Regions from separate parts of the Homo sapiens genome. Here region 1 is linked to region 2. Evidence: read pairs that join two places in POLR2A ChIA-PET (ENCODE). Cell type or tissue: GM12878. All regions are shown on one strand. Links, peaks and the distances in the headings refer to the core of each region. The heading gives the core; the rest is flanking DNA.

What was found. Peaks named below come from ENCODE experiments on the same cell type or tissue, not always from the same donor. Only the 100,000 strongest peaks of a DNase experiment are listed, where the experiment ranks them.
Region 1: POLR2A ChIA-PET joins it to region 2 with 5 read pairs; 10 of 35 experiments call an interaction of 5 or more read pairs at or near these places.

Annotation. Positions count from the first base shown.
Region 1 is chr12:19,390,067-19,400,997 of GRCh38, reverse strand. No RefSeq gene overlaps it. Among named protein-coding and RNA genes, the nearest start is that of AEBP2, 44 kb to the left of the region's middle. In GM12878, for the core only: no CTCF peak of the experiment used is centred there; no DNase peak of the experiment used is centred there.
Region 2 is chr12:19,454,019-19,464,949 of GRCh38, reverse strand. It overlaps AEBP2 (AE binding protein 2), which reads right to left. Exons shown (of 8, transcript NM_153207.5): 2 at 2,233-2,440. It also overlaps the pseudogene EEF1A1P4. Among named protein-coding and RNA genes, the nearest start is that of AEBP2, 20 kb to the right of the region's middle. RefSeq lists enhancers at 5,564-6,087, 6,443-6,522, 6,603-6,652, 7,163-7,212. In GM12878, for the core only: a CTCF peak has its summit at 7,182; no DNase peak of the experiment used is centred there; H3K4me3 peaks cover 403 bases; H3K27ac peaks cover 1,102 bases.

The DNA.
Region 1 (10,931 bases), core at 3,571-7,570, 64 kb after region 2:
GCACACTTGTAGTCCCAGCTACTCAGGAGGCTAAGACAGGAGGATTGTTTGAGACTGGGAGGCAGAGGTTGAGGTGAGCTGAGATCATGCCATTTTGAGACAGAGGCCCTGTCTCAAATAAATAAATAAATAATAAATAAATAAAAGTCAGTCAAATAAAAAATAAATTCAAAAATAATTAAAAGAAATAGTTGAAGGCCAGGCGCAGTGGCTCAAGCCTGTAATTCCAGCACTTTGGGAGGCCAAGGAGAGCGGATCACGAGGTCAGGAGTTCAAGACCAGCCTGACTAACATGGTGAAACCCTGTCTCTACCAAAAATTTAAAAATTGGCCAGTGGGGTGGTGCGCACCTGTAATCCCAGCTACTCGGGAAGCTGAGGCAGAAGATATGCTTGAACCCGGGAGGCAGAGGTTGCAGTGAGCCAAGATTGCGCCACTGCACTCTGGGCAACAGAGCGAGACTCCATCTCAAAAAAGAAAAAAAAAAAATAGGCCAGGCGCGGTGGCTCACGCCTGAAATCCCAGCACTTTGGGCAGCCGAGGTGAGTGGATCACCTGAGGGCAGGTGTTTGAGACCAGCCTGGCCTACATGGTGAAACCCCATCTCTACTAAAAATCCAAAAAAAAGTTAGTTGGGTGTGGTGGTAGGTGCCTGTAATCCCAGCTACTTGGGAGGCTGAGGCAGGAGAATCAATTGAACTCGGGAGGCGGAGGTTGCCGTGAGCCAAGATTGCGCCACTGCACTCCAGCCTGGGCAACAGAGTGAGACTCTGTCTCAAAACACACACACACACACACACACACACACACACACAAAATTAGATTTGGAAATAAAACTTAGGTTTTATCTGTTTGGCTCCAATCAGTATACAAAAAGTCTTCTCTATATTCATATAGCAAGCATAGCATTGGCATATTAGTAAGGCCATAAAGGACTAGGCACTGATTACATCTACAGGTCGATTAGTAAGGAAATCTTAATGAGGGAGTTAGTTAAAAACTTATAAAGAACCATTTCAGGAAGTTTATTAATCTCTACTGATTAAAATGAATCACAACAATTTGTTGCCCTGTATAATTTAGGAAGAAGTAGGCTAGTAGGTCCTTAATGTTTGCCTATGTGTAAGATGAGCCCGAGTCATAATTTAGATCTATAATGCTGGCCTTATTCACTTGAAATGCCCTTAAATATCCTACTAAGAAACCTTCTATTTAATTACTTAAGAACACTTTAACTCCATAAAATTTGAACTGTTGGGACAGGTTGATTCAATTAGGAGTATACGAATAACCAATATAACTATTGTCATAAAATTCTTTAAAATTAATGCAAAGCTACAGGATCTTCCTAAGGTAGGACTGAAACACAAACAAAGCTGTTTTCTTTCTACTGTGTGTTATTAAGTTTAATTGCTTCATTCTCTTGATTGCTTTTGAAAGAGAAGGAATCGGCCGGGTGTGGTGGCTCACACCTATAATCCCAGCACTTTGGGAGGCCGAGGCAGGCGGATTACAAGGTCAGGAGTTTGAGACCAGCCTGGCCAACATGGTGAAACGCCGACTCTACTAAAAATACAAAAAAATTAGCTGGGTGTGGTGGCACATGCCTGTAATCCCAGCTACTCAGGAGGCTGAGGCAGGAGAATCACTTGAACCTGGGAGGCAGAGGTTGCGATGAGCCAAGATTGCGCCATTGCACTCCAGCCTGGGCAACAAGAGCAAAACTCCGTCTCAAAAAAAAAAAAAGAAGAAGAAGAAGGAATCAATCAAGCTTTCACCAAAAGCTGATGCCATTGCATTACGTATGAAGTTGGCAAGGGAAGACAGACTTGTGACCTAAAAGGAAATCAGGATTTAAAGCATTTACAAATGTGAGGCTCTTCTGTGTCCAAGTCTCCTTTGGTAAGAGACATACTGCATTTGACCATTAACTTCCATGCTATTCACTTAACATAAGTTTCTCAAGTTTATGTTTTAGGATAGGGCAGTCCCTTGAATATCAAGATGATACTACTGATCTGACATTACAAATATATAAAGACACACTTTCCCCAGGAGTGTTGAAAATGTCCTGTCTACATCACCTCCTTAAAATCCCTTGGGAATAACAGCACTTTTGCGATGACAAATTGGAAGTAGGGATGTTGATGATGGAAGAAATGTTGCCTGTATTTGAATCTCCTGGCCCCCCGGGGGGGGTAAGCTCCTGGCCTCATTGACATCAGAGTCCAACAAGCTGAGTGAATTGGTACATACTCTACTTAAAGGCAATTATTTCACAGCTGAATGTTTGGTTGTTTTCTTTATGTTGCTGCTTTGTTTTTTGTTTGTTTTTGTGACAGAGTATTGCTCTGTCACCTAGGCTGCTATGCAGTGGCCCCATGCCCTGCTCACTGTAGCCTTGACCTCCTGAGCTCAAGTGATCTTTTCTCTTCAGCCTCCTGGGTAGCTGCAACTACAGGTGTGAGCCACCACACCCAGCTAATTTTTGAAATATTTTTAGAGATGGGGTCTCCCTGTGTTTCCCTTGAACTCCCTATGTTGGTCTTGAACTCCTGGGCTCAAACAATTCTCTCTCCTTAGCCTCCCAAAGTGCTGGGATTAGAGGGGGGAGCCACTGTGCCAGGCCACATCTCAATGTTTTAAGTGAGACACATGGTGCAGGGGAAAAAAAAATCCCTGTCTCTCTCCCCTAATTTTTTTTTTTTTTTTTTTTTGAGATGGTGTCTCACTCTGTCGCTCAGGCTGACACCATCTGGGCTCACTGCAACCTCTGCCTCCTGGGCCCAAGTGATCCTCCCGCCTCCTACATCAGCCTCCCGAGTAGCTGGTACTACAGGTGCACACCACCACACCTAGCTATATATATATACATATATATATATATACACACACACACACACACACACACACACATATTTTTGTATTTTTAGTAGAAACGGAAACAGGGGTCTCACCATGTTGCCAAGGCTTGTCTTGAACTCTTGAGTTGAAGAGATCCACCCGCCTTGGCCTCCCCAACTGCTGCAATTATAGGCATGAGACTCGCTGCTGGCCTCCTCTAATTTTCTAATCTGTCTGCACATTTATGGGTCATTGCCTAATTATAACTGGAGGTCACCACTGGGACCTGCTGAACAGTCCCAGAGTTTAGAGCCAAGTTACAACCTGTTATCCTTCAGCACAGCTCCAGAGCAAGTTCTCAGATGGAAAACTTTCTCATCCAACCTGCCAGCAAGATGGCTTCATGATGTGTCATTTGTTTGTAATCTTTGTAGGCAAGATTCAGCAGGCAGCTGAAACAGCTATCAAAGGCAGACTATCTTAGATGGGGCGGAGTCCCCGGAGGCGAAATAAGAATTTGATAAAGAAAGGTTTTCGTTTTGTTTTTTTTTAGAGACAACATCTTGCTCTGTCTCCTAGGCTGGAGTGCAGTGTCACCATCATAGCTCACTGCAGCCTAGAACTCCTGGGCTCCAGTGATCCTCCTACCTTAGCCTCCCAGGTAGCTGGGACTACATGGATGTGCCATTATGCCTGGTTCATTTAAAATTTTTTTTTTTTGATACAGAATTTCAGTCTTGTCACCCAGGCTGGAGTGCAATGGCGAGATCTCAGCTCATTGCAAGCTCCACCTCCCAGGTTCAAGAGAGTCTCCTGCCTCAGCCTCCCGAGTAGCTGAGACTACAGGTGCGCAACACCATGCCCAGGTAATTTTTGTTTTGTTTTGTTTTGTTTTGTTTTGTTTTGTTTTGAGATGGAGTTTCGCTCTTGTTGCCCAGGCTGGAGTGCAATGGTGCCATCTCGGCTCACTGCAACCTCCACCTCCCGGGTTCAAGTGATTGTCCTGCCTCAGCCTCCTGAGTAGCTGGGATTACACGCATGCGCCACCACACATGGCTAATTTTGTATTTTTAGTAGAGACGGGGTTTCTCCATGTTGGTCAGGCTGGTCTCAAACTCCCGACCTCAGGTAATCTGCCCGCCTCGGCCTCCCAAAGTGCCGGGACTGCAGGTGTGAGCCACCACGCCCGACAATTTTTGTATTTTTAGTAGAGATGGGGTTTCACCATGTTGGCCAGGCTGGTCACGAACTCCTGACCTCAAATGATCCACCCACCTTGGCCTCCCAGGCTTGAGCCACTGCGTCCAGCCTTGAAAGCCATCTTTCTATTTTAGAAAGGCAGCCTGGGTGCAGTGGCTCACGCCTGTTCTCAGCACCATGGGAGGTCAAAGGAGTAGGATTACTTAAGAGCAGGAGTTCAAGACAATTGTCGGCAACACAGCAAGACTCTGTTTGTATTTTATTTAGAAAAAGAAAAGGTATTATTTTCCTAAGTGACTAATTTCCCTCTTTTTTTTTTTTTTTTTTGAGACGGGGTCTCGCTCTGTCACCCAGGCTGGAGTGAAGTGGCGCAATCTCGGCTGACTGCAACCTCCCCCTCTCAGGTTCAAGCGATTCTCCTGCCTCAGCCTCCAGAGTAGCTGGGACTACAGGCACATGCCACCATGCTCAGCTAATTTTTTTGTACTTTTAGTAGAGACGGGTTTTCACCATATTGGCCAGGATGGTCTTGATCTCTTGACCTCATGATCTGCCCACCTCTGCCCCCGAAAGTGCTGGGATTACAGGCATGAGCCACCGCGTCCGGCCAATTTCTTTTTTAATTTTTTTTTTCTTTTTAAGAGACGGGGACTTGCCGTGTTGCCCAATCTGATCTTGACCTCCTGAGCTCCTGGCCTCAAGTGATCCTTCCACCTTGATCTCCCAAAATATTGGGATTAGAGGCGTGAGTCACCATGCTTGGCTGGTTGAACTTGGAGCTGGACTTTCTGAGCACACAACACTTCTTTCATAGCTCTTGGTCAAATGAGAGGAGGGAAAGGGAAATAACCTATTTTGAAAGCATACCTTAGGGCCAGGTTCAGGATCAGGTAACTCTATTTCCTCTTTTTGTTTGTTTGTTTGTTTGTTTGTTTAAACAGGGTCTCACTCTGTTGCACAGGCTGGAGTGCAGTGGTGTGATCTTGGCTCACTGCAACCTCCCCCTCCTGGGTTCAAGCAATTCTCCTGCCTCAGCCTCCCGAGTAGCTGGGATTACAGGCACATGCCACCATGCCCAGCTAATTTTTGCATTTTTTGGTAAAGACAGGGTTTCATTGTGTTGGCCAGGCTGGCCTTGAACTCCTGGCCTCAAGTGATCCATCCACTTCGGCCTCCCAAAGTGCTGGGATTACAGGCATAAGCCACCGCGCCCAGTCCCTATTTCCTTTTTATACAGATGAGAAAACTCATCTAGGATATCTGAGGATGATGGGTAAGTAAACCGTAAGCAGGGTCTCTAGTCTGGCTCATGCTGTTATCCCCAGCACCTCGCTGAAGAACTGGTCCCTGGTAGGAAGAGAGAAAGAATAGAAGTGGAGGGATCATTGCTGCACAACTGGAGCAGGGAGGAGAGAAAAGTGATGAAGTTGTGGGTGACCCCATTGCTTGAGCAGTGGTAGTACAGGATCCTTCTGGGTTGTAACTGTGTCTTATGCAACTTAAACCACATGGAACACAATACTAGAAACATGGTGGGTGCTCAAAGGAGGTTTTTCTAATTAATTAATCTAGATTAGCACCATTTAAAACATAAGTCCAGGCCGGATGCAGTGGCTCATGCCTGTAATCCTAGCACTTTGGAACGCCAAGGCAGGCAGATCACAAGGTCAGGAGTTTGAGACCAGCCTGGCCAATATGGTGAAACTTCGTCTCTACTAAAAATACAAAAATTAGCCGGGCGTGGTGGTGGGCGCCTGTAGTCTCAACTAGTCGGGAGGCTGAGGCAGGAGAATGGCGTGAACCCGGGAGGCGGAGGTTGCAGTGAGCCAAGATGGCGCCACTGCACTCCAGCCTGGATGACAGAGTGAGATTCTGTCTCAAAAAAACAAAAATAAAAACAAAAAAAGTCTGTTATTACTGTCATGTTAACAGCTCAGAACTTGGTTAACCTTTTTTTTTTTTTTTTTTTTTTTTGGACAAGTTCTCATCACTCTGTTGCCCAGGCTGAATTGCAGTGGCCCAATGCTTGCTCACCGCAGCCTTCATCTCCTGGGCTTAAGTGATCCTCCCATCTCAGCCTCCCAAAGTGATGGGATTACAGGCATGAGCCATAGTGTCCCGCCCTATTCTCTCCTCCTGTCTGTGAGATTCCAGATCCTTGTAATTTTGGGAGACAGAGAGATAATAATCTTTTTTATTAAAAAACAAGATATTTATAACATATGTTTTCACTCAGCAAAGATTTACTATGTGCATAACACTCTGCTAAGTCGGGAGATACCGTGGGGATACAGTGGGGGACTCACAAGTCTATTAATGCTACAATAGGGAAGAAGCTAAAGCTGTGAAGTACACAATAGAGGGATGTTTTGTCCCAAGAGGCATAAGGCAGTCAGGAAAATATTTCTGGAAGTAGTGAGGTCTTAGCTGAAAGGTAGGTAGGATTTCCTAGAACAAAGGAAAGGGTGTGTGGGTGTGAGTTCATGTGTGCCTGAAAGGAGATTGTCTCAAGCAGAGGGAACACCATGTCTTTTTGATCAACTTGGATCTCCACATTCTTTTTTTTTTTTTTGAGACGGAGTCTCGCTCTGTTGCCCAGGCTGGAGTGCAGTGGCAGTGATCTTGGCTCTCTGCAAGCTCCACCTCCCGGGTTCACGCCATTCTCCTGCCTCAGCCTCCCAAGTAGCTGGGACTACAGGTGTCGGCCACCACGCCCGGCTAATTTTTTATATTTTTTTAGTAGAGACAGGGTTTCACTGTGTTAGCCAGGATGGTCTCGATCTCCTGACCTCGTGATCCACCCGCCTCGGCCTCCCAAAGTGCTGGGATTACAGGTGTGAGCCACTGCCCCTGGCCTATTTTTAAATTTTATTTATTTATTTTTGAGACACAGTCTCTAATTTTATTTTTTATTTATTTATTTTTTTTGAGATGTAGTCTCACTCTGTCACCCAGGCTGCAGTGCAGTGGCATGACCTCAGCTCACTGTCACCTCCACCTCCCAGGTTCAAGTGATTCTCGTGGCTCAGTCTCCCTAGTAGCTGGGATTACATGCGCCCGCCACCACGCCCATCTAATTTTTGTATTTTTAGTAGAGACCGGGTTTCACCATGTTGGCCAGGCTGGTCTCAAACTCCCAACCTAAGATGATCCATCCACCTCAGCCTCCCAAAATGCTGGGATTACAGGCGTGAGCCATCACACCCAGCCTGGATCTCTACATTCTGTGAAGCATGAGCAAGTACATAAAGTTAGATGAGTGGTATGGTTAAGTGCACAAACCTGAGCCTCCTCATTTTCTTTCCCTTTAAATTGTGGTAAAAGGCACATAACATAAAATTTACCATTTTAACAATTTGAAAGTGTACAATTCGGTGGCATTAAGTACAGGTATTCATGATGTGCAGACATTCATTCATAGTGTGCAGACATCATGACCTCGTTAACAAAACCTTTTCTTCATCCCAAATGGAAACCCCATACCCATCAAGTAGTCACTTCTCATTTCCCTCTTTCTAAGCACCTGGCAACTACTAATCAGCTTTCTGTCTTTATGAATTTGCCTATGATGGATATTTCATATCAATGGAATCATACAATATGTGGCCTTTTGTAAATTCGTTCTTCACTTAGCATAATGCTTCCTTTCTTCCCCCTTCCCCCTTCCCCTTCCCCTTCCCCTTTCCTCCCTCCCTCCCTCCCTCCCTCCTTCCTTCCTTCCTTCCTTTTGATGGAGTCTCGCTCTGTCACTGCCTCAGCCTCCCAAAGTGCTGGGATTACAGGCATGGGCAACCTTGCCCGGCCTAGCATTCCAGAGATAACTATAACCTGATTTTGCCATTTATCCTTTTCCACAGGTCTTTATATTTTTACAATATTTATGTGTCCATATATGTGTGTGTATATTTTCATGAATATTTTATGCTTATATAGATAAAATTACATTGTATGTATCCTTCTGTCACTTGGTCGCTACCCCTAGCCCACTAATCTTACATCTGTGTGAAATTTTCATGCTGAGACGTGTCATCCAAGTCTATTTTCAGTGCAGCATAACCTTTTCATTGTATGAATATACAAAAGTGACACAGTTATCTATTCAAAAGGCAAATCTGGTCCTGTCAATCTCCTACTTAAAATACCTCAGGGCCGGGCGTGGTGGCTTAAGTCTGTAATCCCAGCACTGTTGGAGGCCGAGGCAGGTGGATCACCTGAGGTCAGGAGTTCGAGACCAGCCTGACCAACATGGAGAAACCCCGTCTTTACTAAAAATACAAAATTAGCCGGGTGTGGTGGCACATGTCTGTAATCCCAGCTACTCGGGAGACTAAGGCAGGAGAATCGCTTGAACCCAGGAGGCAGAGGTTGCGGTGAGCTAAGATCGTGCCATTGCACTCCACTCTGGGCAACAAGAGCAAAACTCTGTCTCAAAAAAAAACAAAAACAAAAACAAAAACAAAACAGTCCAGGCACAGTGGCTCACTCCTGTAATCCCAGCACTTTCAGAGGCCGAGGTGGGCGGATCATGAGGTCAGGGGATCGAGACCATCCTGGCTAACACAGTGAAACCCCCATCTCTACTAAAAATAAAAAAAATTAGCCAGGTGTGGAGGCAGGCTCCTGTAATTCCAGCTACTTGGGAGGCTGAGGCAGGAGAATTGTTTGAACCCGGGAGGCAGACATTGCTGTGAGCTGAGATCACACCATTGCACTCCAGCCTGGGCAACAAAGAGCAAAACATATACATATTTTTCCAGCTGGAGCTGGAAGATTGCTTGAGTTTAGGAGTTTGAGAGCAGCCTGGGCAACATAGTGAGACCTTGTCTCTATAAAAAAATTTAAAAATTAGCCGGGTGTAGTGGCATGAGCCTATAGTCCCAGTTACTCAGTAGGCTGAGGTGGGAGGATTGCTTGATCCCAGGAGGTTGAGGCTGAAGTAAGAAGTAAGCCAGGATCATGCTACTGCACTCCAGCCTGGGTGACACAGTGAGACCCTGTTCACAATAAAAGAGAGAGAGACGGCTGGGTGTGGTGGCTCATGCCTGTAATCCCAGCACTTTGGGAGGCTGAGGTGGGCGGATCACCTGATGTCAGGAATTTGAGACCAGCCTGACCAACATGGAGAAACCCTGTCTCTACTAAAAATACAAAATTAGCCGAGCGTGGTGGTACATGCCTGTTATCCCAGCTACTCGGGGGGCTGAGGCAGGAGAATAGCTTGAACGCAGGAGCCGGAGGTTGCAGTGAGCCGAGATGGCGCCATTGCACTCCAGCGTGGGCAACAAGAGCGAAACTCCTTCTCCAAAAAAAAAAAAAAAAAAAAGGAGATACAAATATTAGCTGGGTGTGGTGGCACATGCCTGTAATCCCAGCTACTCAGGAGGCTGAGGCGTGAGAATCACTTGAACCGAGGAGGCAGAGGTTGCAGTGAGCTGAGATCGTACCACTGCACTCCCACCTGGGCGACAGAGCATGATTCTGTCTCAAAAATAAAGTAAAATAAAAGAAAATAAAAATAGATTTTAAACAATATATTCTTTGGTGGTTTCATCAGACATTTATGAAGATTCTCAGTGAGTTCTATTGCTGGCTGTGACCTTCATTGTTCTCTTCAGTTGAACCTGATGCCTGATGCACCTTCTGATCCTTGCTCCCTTCTGCCTCCAATCCTCAAGCTTATAGCCTTTTTACTGCTTCCAGATTCCACTTTCTTTCCTTCCTTTAAATTCTTATTTCTTTTACTTTTGTAAAAGGAGGCAGATGTGCCACGGATTATATGTTGTTTCCACAAAATGTATGTGCTGAGTCTACTTTTGGTCCATCCACAGGAATCTTACGAGAACTGGTTATTGTCTCTCTGAAAGCAATCACAGTCCTTCCTTGAGTCTCCCAGAACATTTTAGCCCAGATGGTGTTAAGGACCAAAGCCTAGAGTTCTCTTCAGATCAAGATAGTAGACAAGATAATAGACTTATGTTATGCTGGTATTATTTTTTTAGGGCTAGGTTTGATTTTAAAATGTAACTGTGGCCGGGCGTGGTGGGTGGCTCAAGCCTGTAATCCCAGCACTTTGGGAGGCTGAGGCAGGTGGATCACGAGGTCAGGAGATCGAGACCATCCTGGCTAACATGGTGAAACCCCGTCTCTACTAAAAATACAAAAAAATTAGCCGGGCCTGGTGGCGGGCACCTGTAGTCCCAGCTACTCGGGAGGCTGAGGCAGGAGAATGGCATGAACCCAGGAGGTGGAGCTTGCAGTGAGCAGAGATCGCGCCACTGCACTCCAGCCTGGGCAACAGAGCAGGACTCTGTCTCAGAAAAAAAAAAAAAAAAGGTAACTGTGTAAGTTGTCTATTACAATGTTTTAAATCAACTATGAGTCATTCCAAAAAACAAGCAAATGAACCAAATCACTGGAAACTCAAAGGAGAGCTTGTTTTATGTTGATGTTCCTGAGATTTCCTCAGAGATGATACATTCACACTATCAAATTCTTCCAGACCATTTCACAAATAAGTTTTTACTTAGCATCCTGACCCAAGACTTTCTTTTTGGCATGCCAATCAGTCTTCCTTCAAAAACAGGTTCTACATGATTGTGCGCTGAGCCTATTGCTGAAATAATTATCACTTTGTTTTACCAAGCGAGCTTTAGTCAGGCAACTAGGGATGTGCTGGAGTGTGTCCTCTTAGAAATACAAGTGAAATGTAACAGATTGCCAATAGCTATATTTTCCAAAATGGCTTATTTATGGTTTTCCCTTTAAACTTGGCTTTGACTCAACTCACAAAGTTTTACAGCTAACATTTAGAGGTCACGTGGGGGGCAGAAGGCATCATCAGGTTGATTTTAACTGACTAGTTTATCTCCAGTTTCTGGCCCAATGGG
Region 2 (10,931 bases), core at 3,693-7,692:
GTACAGGTATATAATTACTGTGATTACATGACATATTTAATTATTTTAAAAACCAGTCTTGGCCGGGTGCGATGGCTCACACTTGTAATCCTAGCACTTTGGGAGGCCGAGGCGGGTGGATCACCTGAGGTCAGGAGTTCGAGACCAGCCTGGCCAACATGGTGAAACCCCATCTCTACCAAAAATACAAAAAAATTTAGCCAGGCATGGTGGCTCAGGCCTGTAATCCCAGCTACTCGGGAGGGTGAGGCAGGAGAATCACCTGAACCCGGGAGGCAGAGGTTGCAGTGAGCTGAGACCGCACCATTACCCTCCAGCCTGGGCAACAAGAACCAAACTCTGTCTCAAAAAAAAAAATTAATTAATTAATTTTAAAAAAATAAAAATAAAATAAAAATCAGACTGTAACTGCATTTTTTCTACAAATCTGGGAAGGGCTGAAATTCTCATCAGGTTGTATGCCAGCTCAACTTGTGGGATTCCAAGACTCAGAAATGTGAAATTCTCCCTCTCCCACATCTACTAAGAGAAGCCCAGTGATCTTCCAAATAGCTCATGATTCTATACACAGTTGCTAAGTCAAGTGACAAAAAAGCATCATGCCATGATGCTCAAAAATGGTATATACCAAGTGACATCAAGCACTGGCTCACAAAAAGCAGATCTACAAAAGCCAGAAAACCAACTTGCTAAGATACTTCACACTAAGTATCTGACATATGGCTTGGGGGAGAAGACTGGGTTACCAAAGTAGCCCAACCACTGAGCTGGGTTTTACACTGAAAATACCATATGATGGACACAGTTAGTTAACAGATCATAGGTAAGTATAACATTTTACTGGTTACTCAGACATCATACATATTAACTCTAACAAGAAGACAAATGTACAATTGCTATACTTATCAAGTTTGAGTAATCAAAAAACTGCTGACACATTATAATATATTGTGACAGGGATGAATATGTCTTAAAAGAAATTTCGGTCACACACGGTGACTCACGCCTGTAATCCCAGCACTCTGGGAGGCCGAGGTGGGCGGATCAACTGAGTTCAGGAGTTCGAGACCAGCCTGGCCAACATGGCAAAACCTCATCTCTACTAAAAATACAAAAATTAGCCAGGCATGGTGGCGGGCACCTGTAATCCCAGCTACTCGGGAGGCTGAGGCAGGAGAATCACTTGGGGCAGAGGCTGCGGTGAGCTGAGATCACGCCACTGCACTCCAGCCTGGGCAACAGAGTGAGACTCCGTCTCAAAAAAAAAAAAAAAAAAAAAAAATTCAAGTATGACATCACTGCTTAAAATGTTAGAAACGTTGACCCGGTTGGATGTTTAAAAAAAAAAGATCAATACTATACTCTAAATATCAACAGAACCTTGGAAACAGTTACCCACTAACTTAAACCATGATGATTTTTACTGTGTTAGTTATCTGTTCTTCAATAGTGATGCCAGGCTGATAGGAAATGTGTGGCCTAATATTAATAAATTACCTGCCCTTACACTGTGACATTAATTTCTGAAAAATGCACTAAGTGTGATAACTATTCAACAAAATTCTAGGTAAAGTTGAAACAATGTATAAATTAATATTTTGGCACATTACTTTTGGCTTACCCAATTTGCTTAGCTCTTTATTCAGTACCTAATAGAAGTTACATGAACTGACACAATTAAATGTATTCCTGAAAGGACATATAGGTCAATACTAACTAATCAGAACTTTCCATCTAAATCAGCTCTGACAAGACCTGGGAAAGATGATCAATTCTCACTCACAAATAATGAGTTCAGGTTGTTATTTAATAGAATTGCATACACTAATCCTGGTACCAATAGTCTCCCCAGTTAATTTAAGCGTCAGGAATAATTTAGGATCCTCTAACAAAGGAAAATCAAGAAAGTGCTAATTCTAAATGTTCTCAACTCAAAACATCAGAACCCTGGAATACACTGTATTCATTAATAATACTGTCACCTACTATACTTTTAAAAGTCTAATTTCTTCAAAATAACGTATCTAAAAACAAACTAAAATCCAGCACATACCCTATTTTTATTTGATTCTATCAAGTATATGGGAAATAATTATTAAAAATTCACTTGAAAAAACTAAGCCTGTGTAAAAATAATCCCAAATTACTTTCAGCAAAAAAGCCTAACTAGCAATTATAAATTAATAAAACTAACGAAAACAGGGAGCGAAAAAAAGAAATGACAAAACCAACCCCTCCTCGCTGACCATCTACATGTATGGAACGGATGTGATCTGCCAGATCTGGGCTAGAGTTGAAGCAAGCCTGGCACTGGTCCCAACAACAATTATAGGCAATATTTTTGCTTGAAGAAGTAGTGCTTCCTTGTCCATTCATCATTGCTGGAGTTGAACGCCCACTGGAAATTGTGCTGTCTACATCCATTATAGTACTGCTTATGCTACAAAAGAAGAAAAAAGGCTGTGTTATTCCTAGAAATTCACTAACATGAATATGATCTTATAAATATTTAATTAAGATTACCACTTGACATTCTGCTCCATGTGAACAAAGCATAGTAACCATATTCTCCATGAGAAAACAACAATGCTTTTAAATTAATTAGTTGGCAATGAAGTACAAATCAAGACAGAAACACGACAGTACCTCAAAATCAGAAATGGAATAATTTAAGCAACTTTTGGCAGGCATGAACTCAATACTACATCTTACAGAAAACAAACCACACCCACACCCCCACACACACAGCTTATCACATCTCATCCCTTCTACAGTTCAAAGAAGCATAAGAAAGTAAGAGTTTCCAGCTGTAAATAATTCACAATCAAAGCATTATCTTTATAGCTCTGCAAATCACTTGTTGACCTGAAATCTCTTCTATTCATTAATCTGAAAATATAACTGCTGCCACATCCTACTTCTTTTCATGTCAAAGAATTGGGGAAATTTTGCAGTATTTTCCCAGCTAAATAAAAAAGCAGAAGAGAGAAAACTGGTCTCTGATTTTTCTAAAGTCCAAATAAAAAATCTTTTCCTAGCCCTAAAATTTTATTTTTTTAACTCATCTCTAGCCATAAAAAAAAAGACTGAAAATGCCAATCAATCCCTTTTACTTTTTATTTACTAAAGTATTACATATGGCTGGACGCAGTGGCTCACTCCTGTAATTCCAGCACTTTGGGAGGCCGAGGCGGGTGGACTACCTGATGCCAGGAGTTTGAAACCAGCCTGGCCAACATGGTGAAATCCCACTGCTACTAAAAATACAAAAAATTATCCGGGTGTGGTGGCAGGTGCCTGTAATCCCAGCTACTCAGGAGGCTGAGGCAGGAGAATCTCTTGAACCCAGGAGGCGGAGGTTGGAGTGAGCCGAGATCGCACCATTGCACTCCAACCTGGTCAACGAGCAAAACTCCGTCTCAAAAAATAAAATAAAATAAAATAAAGTATCACGCCATTGCACTCCAGCCTGGTCAACAAGAGCAAAACACCATCTCAAAAAATAAAATAAAGTATTACACAGTAGTAACTCTTTTATTTACTAAAAAAAGTATATACTAGTGGTCAAAATGCTCAAAAATTCACATCTTAATAAAATGTATCACACTTCCGCCTTCATTTTAAAAGCAATTCACTTATTTTCTTTTTTCAAAATCTTCTCAATAAATAAATTACATGAAAGTCACTTCAATCATAAGGGTCAAGAGAAAGAATGTTTTCAGATTAAATCTATGAAAAGGTGTGTATCTGCTTGCAATTTAAGAAACAACACAAGTCAAGTTGTGAAAATTATATTAACTTTAAAGAGGTATGTTTCCCTCCCGCCAAGTTTTTATCATGGAAAAGTTCAAAGACACAAAATACAGCTAAATCTGAATTCAATTAACATTTTACCCTATTTGCTATCTGTAATCTGTTTCTCTGAATCATTTTAAAATTGCAGGCATCATGACAATCAACCACAGTATATACCTTCTTAAAAAAAAAGAACATTCAGGCCGGGCACAGTGGCGCATGCCTGTAATCGCAGCACTTTGGGAGGCCGCAGCAGGCAGATCACAAGATCAGGAGATCGAGACCATCCTGGCTAACATGGTGAAACCCTGTCTCTACTAAAAATATAAAAAATTAGCCAGGCATGGTAGTGTGCGCCTGCAGTCCCAGCTACTCGGGAGACTGAGGCAGGAGAATGGTGTGAACCCAGGAGGCGGAGACTGCTGTGAGCAGAGATAGCGGCACTGGACTCCAACCTGGGCGACAGAGCTAGACTCTGTCTCAAAAAAAAAAAAAAACTTTCAGGCCGGGCGTGGTGGCTCACGCCTATAATCCCAGCACTCTGGGAGGCCGAGGTGGGTGGATCACAAGGTCAGGAGTTCAAGACCAGCCTGATCAAGATGGTGAAACCACATCTCTACTAAAAATACAAAAATCAGCTGGGCATGGTGGCACACGCCTGTAATCCCAGCTACTCGGGAGGCTGAGACAGAGAATTGCTTGAACCTGGGAGGAGGAGGTTGCAGTAGGAGGTTGCAGTGAGCCAAGGTAACGCCACTGCACTCGAGCCTGGGCGACAGAGCGAGACTCTGTCTCAAAAAACAAAAAGAACGTTCACCTATATACCAATACAACCTATTCACTCACACCTGAGAAAATTTACATGAATTTTGTTAGCTTAAGTAAGCTTTATAATGATCTGTGTCTAACATCAAATGTACCTATTGTGAGGGGTGGGGGGATGTTAAGACAGGGTCTTCACTCCGTTGCCAAGCCTATAGTGCGGTGGTGCTATCACGGCTCATTGCAGCCTTGACCTACCAGGCTCAAGTGATCCTCCCACCTCAGCCTCCTGAGTAGCCGGGCCTACAGGTGTGCACCACTATGGCCAACTAAATTTTTTAAATTTCTGTAGAGATGAGGTCTCTTTATGTTGTCCAGGCTGGGCTCAAGCAATCCTCCTGCCTTGGCCTCCCAAAGTACTGGGACTACAGGCATTAGCCACTGCACCGAGCTAATTTTTCTATTTTTTTGTAGCGGCAGAGTCTTGTTTTGCTGCCCATGCTAGAAACGTATCCATTTTTAAAAGCAAAGATATTTTTGTAGGATGCTTCAGATATGAAAAATGTCTCAGGTTTTCCTTTAAAGGATATTCTAGTATTTAAGCTCATCTATCTACCTACCTAGTTAGTTAAATGCAATAAATATATATTTACCTGCCTAGTCAATATAGATTCTAAAGTGCAACTCTAAGGCTTCATTCTAAAACTCTGTAATCTCTGTAAAACTCTCAAATGTGAATCAGCTCTTGAATATCTGAATATACATATATTGTTTGTTGTTGCAAGACTAACCTTGGGTATGGTGGTTTTTCTATACCGAAATACATATTTTATTTAAACCCTAGAAATTTCAAGTTTCCCCCGGCCGGGCGCGGTGGCTCACGCCTGTAATCCCAGCAGTTTGGGAGGCTGAGGCGGGCGGATCACGAGGTCAGGAGATCGAGACCAGCCTGGCTAACACAGTGAAACCCTGTCTCTATTAAAAACACAAAAAATTAGCCAGGCATAGTGGCAGGAGCCTGTAGTCCCAGCTACTCAGGAGGCTAAGGCAGGAGAATGGCATGAACCCAGGAGGCAGAGCTTGCGGTGAGCCCAGATCGCACCACTGCACTCCAGCCTGGGCAACAGAGCGAGACTCTGTCTCAAAAAAAAGAAAAAAAAAGAAATTTCAAGTTTCATGAGGCCCTTAACCCTGAAATGGTTACCTATTTTCCCTATCACTTGCTTTAAATATTTTAAAACATTCAACTGTAAAGCACATACTTACATAAACTATACTAATTTAACTCCAAGGCAAATACTAATAATTCTAAGTGAACAACCAATCATAACCAATTTATAAACAATCTCAGGAAAAGCAATAAAAACTCAATGTGATATGGAACAATCTCCAAGGTATAGTTAAGTAAAACACACACAAGTGCAGGGTAGTCATGATCCAATTTGCATACCTAAGTTGGGGAGGGAGACAGAGACATAGCTAGTCTCCAAGGGCACAGAAAGATATACGAAACCTAGTAAATATTTGGGGGAAGGGAAGAGTGGGAGAGAAACTTATCTTTCACTGTATATACCCTTTTATACCATTTTAACCATGCTGTACCTATACTGCTTTTATTAAAAAGTCCAAAATTAGTTGAAAACCAAATCGATTTTTTTTAACTGGACACAGTAAGGTTAAGAGAGATTTATATAGCTGCGAAACATCATTATGGAATCTGTCTGTCTACATAGTACTTCATGTACTTTTGCTTATTACCTTTGCCAAAGAAAAGGAACCATATAAAAAAGTCCAAAATCTGGTAACGGTAATCATTGTTGAGTCTATGTGTGATATCACACACTTGAAACAATACTTCATGTGGATATAGCTCCTCATAAAGACAACATAATGTAAATGTTAAGAGCATGAGCTTTGCCTACCACTGGGGACTAAGCTGTGAATACAATGGCAGACAAGGTGAGAGGCACGTCCTGGAACACTCAAGACATCCCACACAGAGTCTCCCCCAAGCTGAACAGGGCCAACAGAAGTTCTGCTTCACAACCCCTCTTAGGCTCCTCCAACTTCTAGGAAGTATCCAATCCTAAGCCTCTAGGCTCCCTTTTGGCCCCAGACCCATGCTGCCACCAGTGGTCCTCTCCATTCTCTCGACTGATGAAGGCAACAGACCTGATGCAACAGTAGAGGACAGAAAACAAATGACAGGTAACTTCTGATTGTGACAGGACCCTGAGCTAGATAGCAATTTCACAGAAAGCAGTGCCCTTCCTCCTATAATACGTTATGTAACAAGAGACAATCCACCTAAACTTATAGTATTTCTAGGACCATACATATGTTAAATTTTTTCACACAGTTAATTCTCCTTTTCAATGAACACCTACTGATTTCATGAAATGTGAAGACCTATACACCCTGATATTTGGAAGAATACCTAAGCCAGACAATACACTCACACTATGCAGATAGCTTAGATAATCTAAAGCAGTGTTTCTCAAACTTTCATGTGTATACAAATCAAATGCAGATTCTGCATTCAGTATTATTAACTGCAGATTCTGATTCAGCAGGTTTAGGGTAGGTCCTGAGATAAAGCATTTCTAACAAGTGCCCGCTTGATGCTGCTGTGACATTTTGACTAGTAGGAACCGAAAAGATCTCTCTGACTAGCTTTTTTTTCTTTTCACAATGGGTTTGCCGCCAGAACACAGGTGTTGTGAAAACTACCCCTAAAAGCCAAAATGGGAAAGGAAAAGACTCATATCCACATTGTCGTCATTGGACACGTAGATTCGTACAAGTCCACCACTACTGGCCATCTGAACTACAAATGTGGTAGCATCAACAAAAGAACCATTGAAAAAATTGAGAAGGAGGCTGCTGAGATGGGAAAGGGCTCCTTCAAGTAGGCCTGGGTCTTGGATAAACTGAAAGCTGAGCGTGAACGTGGTATCACCATTAATACCTCCTTGTGGAAATTTGAGAACAGCAAGTGCTACGTGACTATCATTGATGCCCTAGGACACAGAGACTTAACCACAGAGACTTCATCAAAAACATGATTACAGGGACATCTCAGGCTGACTGTGCTGTCCTGATTGTTGCTGCCAGTGTTGGTGAATTTGAAGCTGGTATCTCCAAGAATGGACAAACCTAGGAGCATGCCCTTTTGGCTTACACACTGGGTGTGAAACAACTAATTGTCGGTGTTAACAAAATGGATTCCACTGAGCCACCCTACAGCCAGAAGAGATATGAGGAAATTGTTAAGGAAGTCAACACTTAAATTAAGAAAATTGGCTACAACCCCGACACAGAAGCATTTGTGCCAATTTCTGGTTGGAATGGTGACAACATGCTGGAGCCAAGTTTTAACATGCCTTGGTTCAAGGGACGAAAATCCTCCTGTAAGGATGGCAATACCAGTGGAACCATGCTGCTTGAGGCTCTGGACTACATCCTACCACCAACTCATCCAACTAACAAGCCCCTTTGCCTGCCTCTCCAGGATGTCTACAAAAATTGGTGGTATTGGTACTGTTCCTGTTGGCCGAGTGGAGACTGGTGTTCTCAAACCTGGTATGGTGGTCACCTTTGCTCCAGTCAACATTAAAACTGAAGTAAAATCTGTCGAAATGCACCATGAAGCTTTGAGTGAAACTCTTTCTGGGGACAATGTGGGCTTCAATGTCAAGAATGTGTCTGTCAAGGATGTTCGTCATGGCAATGATGCTGGTGACAGCAAAGATGACCCACCAATGGAAGCGGCTGGCTTCACTGCTCAGGTGATTATCCTGAACCTTCCAGGCCAAATAAGTGCTGGCTATGCCCCTGTACTGGATTGCCACACGGCTCACACTGCATGCAAGTTTGCTGAGCTGAAGGAAAAGATGGATCGCCATGTTGGTAAAAAGCTGGAAGATGGCCCTAACTTCTTGAACTCTGGTGATGCTGCCAACGTTGATATGGTTCCTGGCAAGCCCGTGTGTGTTGAGTGCTTCTCAGACTACCCACCTCTGGGTCGCGCTGCTGTTCATGATATGAGACAGACAGTTGCAGTGGATGTCATCAAAGCAGTGAACAAGAAGGCTGCTGGAGCTGGCAAGGTCACCAAATCTGCCCAGAAAGCTCAAAAGGCTAAATGAATATTATCCCTAATACCTGCCACCCCGGTCTTAATCAGTGGTGGAAGAATGGTCTCAGAACTGTTTGTTTCAATTGGCCATTTAAGTTTAGTAGTAAAAGACTGGTTACAACAATGCATTGTAAAACCTTCAGAAGGAAAGGAGAATGTTTTGTGGACCACTTTGGTTTTCTTTTTTGCGCGTGGCAGTTTTAAGTTATTAGTTTTTAAAATCAGTACTTTTTAATGGAAACAACTTGACTAAAAATTTGTCAAGGAATTTTGAGAGCCCCTAAAAAAGTTTAATGAGGAAAAAAAAAAAGATCTCTTTGACTAGTATTGTTACCCAACTGAAACTGATGAGACCATCTAAGAAATTGTTTCATATGGTAAAATGGTAAACCAAATTTTTAAGTTTAAAAAACACCTACACACACGTTGTTAGAGATGTCAATGGAATATTTAGGGAGCAACCTGAGATATTTTCAACATCAACAACATTCTCCTTTTCCTCTTTTCCCTTAGTTTAGAAACTATCTAGCAGACCAGTTTTCCACCCAACAGCTAGAGCGATCAACTGTATGATTTTATAAAAATGGTTTCCTTTGGAAATTCGAAGCCTGTCTCACTCATACATCCAGAACAGCCCCAACTTTGAGTCTTAAATTACTTCTAGGCAAGTATCTGCTTGGTGGACGTGACCAGGGCTGACAGGGTTGCCAATACTGAGAAAGTTATAAAGATCACTTTGCTAAATGACAAGGTGCATGAGCATAGGAAGCAATACATGGATGCTTATGTTACCATGACTGAGAAGGACAAAACTATGGTCTTAAAGTAACTGAGAAAAGTTCACTAACATGGTTTCTGATTACACATTGCAAATAATCTTTAAGAAACTACCACTTGCCAAGTGTTGTCTTATTACCAAATAGCAACACAATTATCTTAAAGGGCTATTGAAATATGACTTCTGCCAGGCGCAGTGGCTCACGCCTACAATCCCAGCAACTTGGGAGGCTGGAGCGGGAGGATTTCTAGAAGCTGGAAGTTCAAGAGCAACCTGGGCAACATAGCAAGACCCTGTCTCTTAAAAAAAAAAAAAATTAGCTGGGCATGTTGGTATGTGCCTGTAATCCCAGCTACACAGGAGGCTAAGGTGAGGATTGCTAGAAGTCCAAGGCTGCAGTGAGCTATGATTGTGCCACTGCACTCCAGCCTGGATGACAGAGCAAGATTCTATCTCATGAAAAAAAAAAAAAATCTGAGAACCACCAAAGCTTGAGCACCTCCCTAAAACAGATCAAAAGAATATGTTTCTAAACGGGAATACTTTTATTTTATTCTGAGGTTAACTGCTGAATTTGAAATTCAGTCTGAGGTCAAATGGATAGGGGCAAGCCTTATCGGCAGTCTTCTTTTCAGTTCTGTGAGCAAATTCATTTGTGTTGTAGCTCCTCCTTGGTAACTTTGGGTCGTTCTCCCCCCTCCACCCACCTGCCGTATCTTTGGTGAGGTCTAGCCTACTGAAATGTCCAACTTTATTTTTTTTAGTGTATGTGCCGCCAAAGCAAGCACTGTAATATCTAACTTTAAAGGAAGGTAGAGGACAAGGACTTGAAGGATTTAGAGTATATAACCTGAAATCAAGCATAATTTATTGACATTCAAAAAAACTAAAATCTACGAATTTCAGAATTTTCTATGAATACATCACTGAGTAAAAAGGCTACGGCTCTGCTGCACTGGTGTTTCTACCACCCTAATTTAAGCCTTCACATCTTCATTCACATAAAATCATGCTTGCAAATCGTATACCTTATACCTTAACCAATTAAAGACCTTTCCCCACAATTACTTTGTGAATCCTCCCTTCACTTAAGGGTCTAGCCAAGTGTGTGTGTGTGGTAACAATTAAAAGTTGACATAAAACAGTATTAAGAGTTCAGTGTGAGGTTCTGGTCACTTTTGCATTTGTGACAGGAAGTGAAAACAATTAAAGTCAATAAACAATGTTGTCTTCCAAATAAAACGTCCTTACTACTAATCCCTGTTCCTAAATCAGTAGAACTAATGTGGTCAGCGCAGTTGCTCACATCTGTTAATCCCAGCACTTTGAGAGGCAGAGGCGGCGAACGGCTTGAGCTCAGGAGTTGGAGATCAGCCTGGCAACATGGCGAGACCCCGTCTCCATTTTTAAAAAAGAACAAACTAAGGTACACATGGAGACATGGAGACTGTCCATATC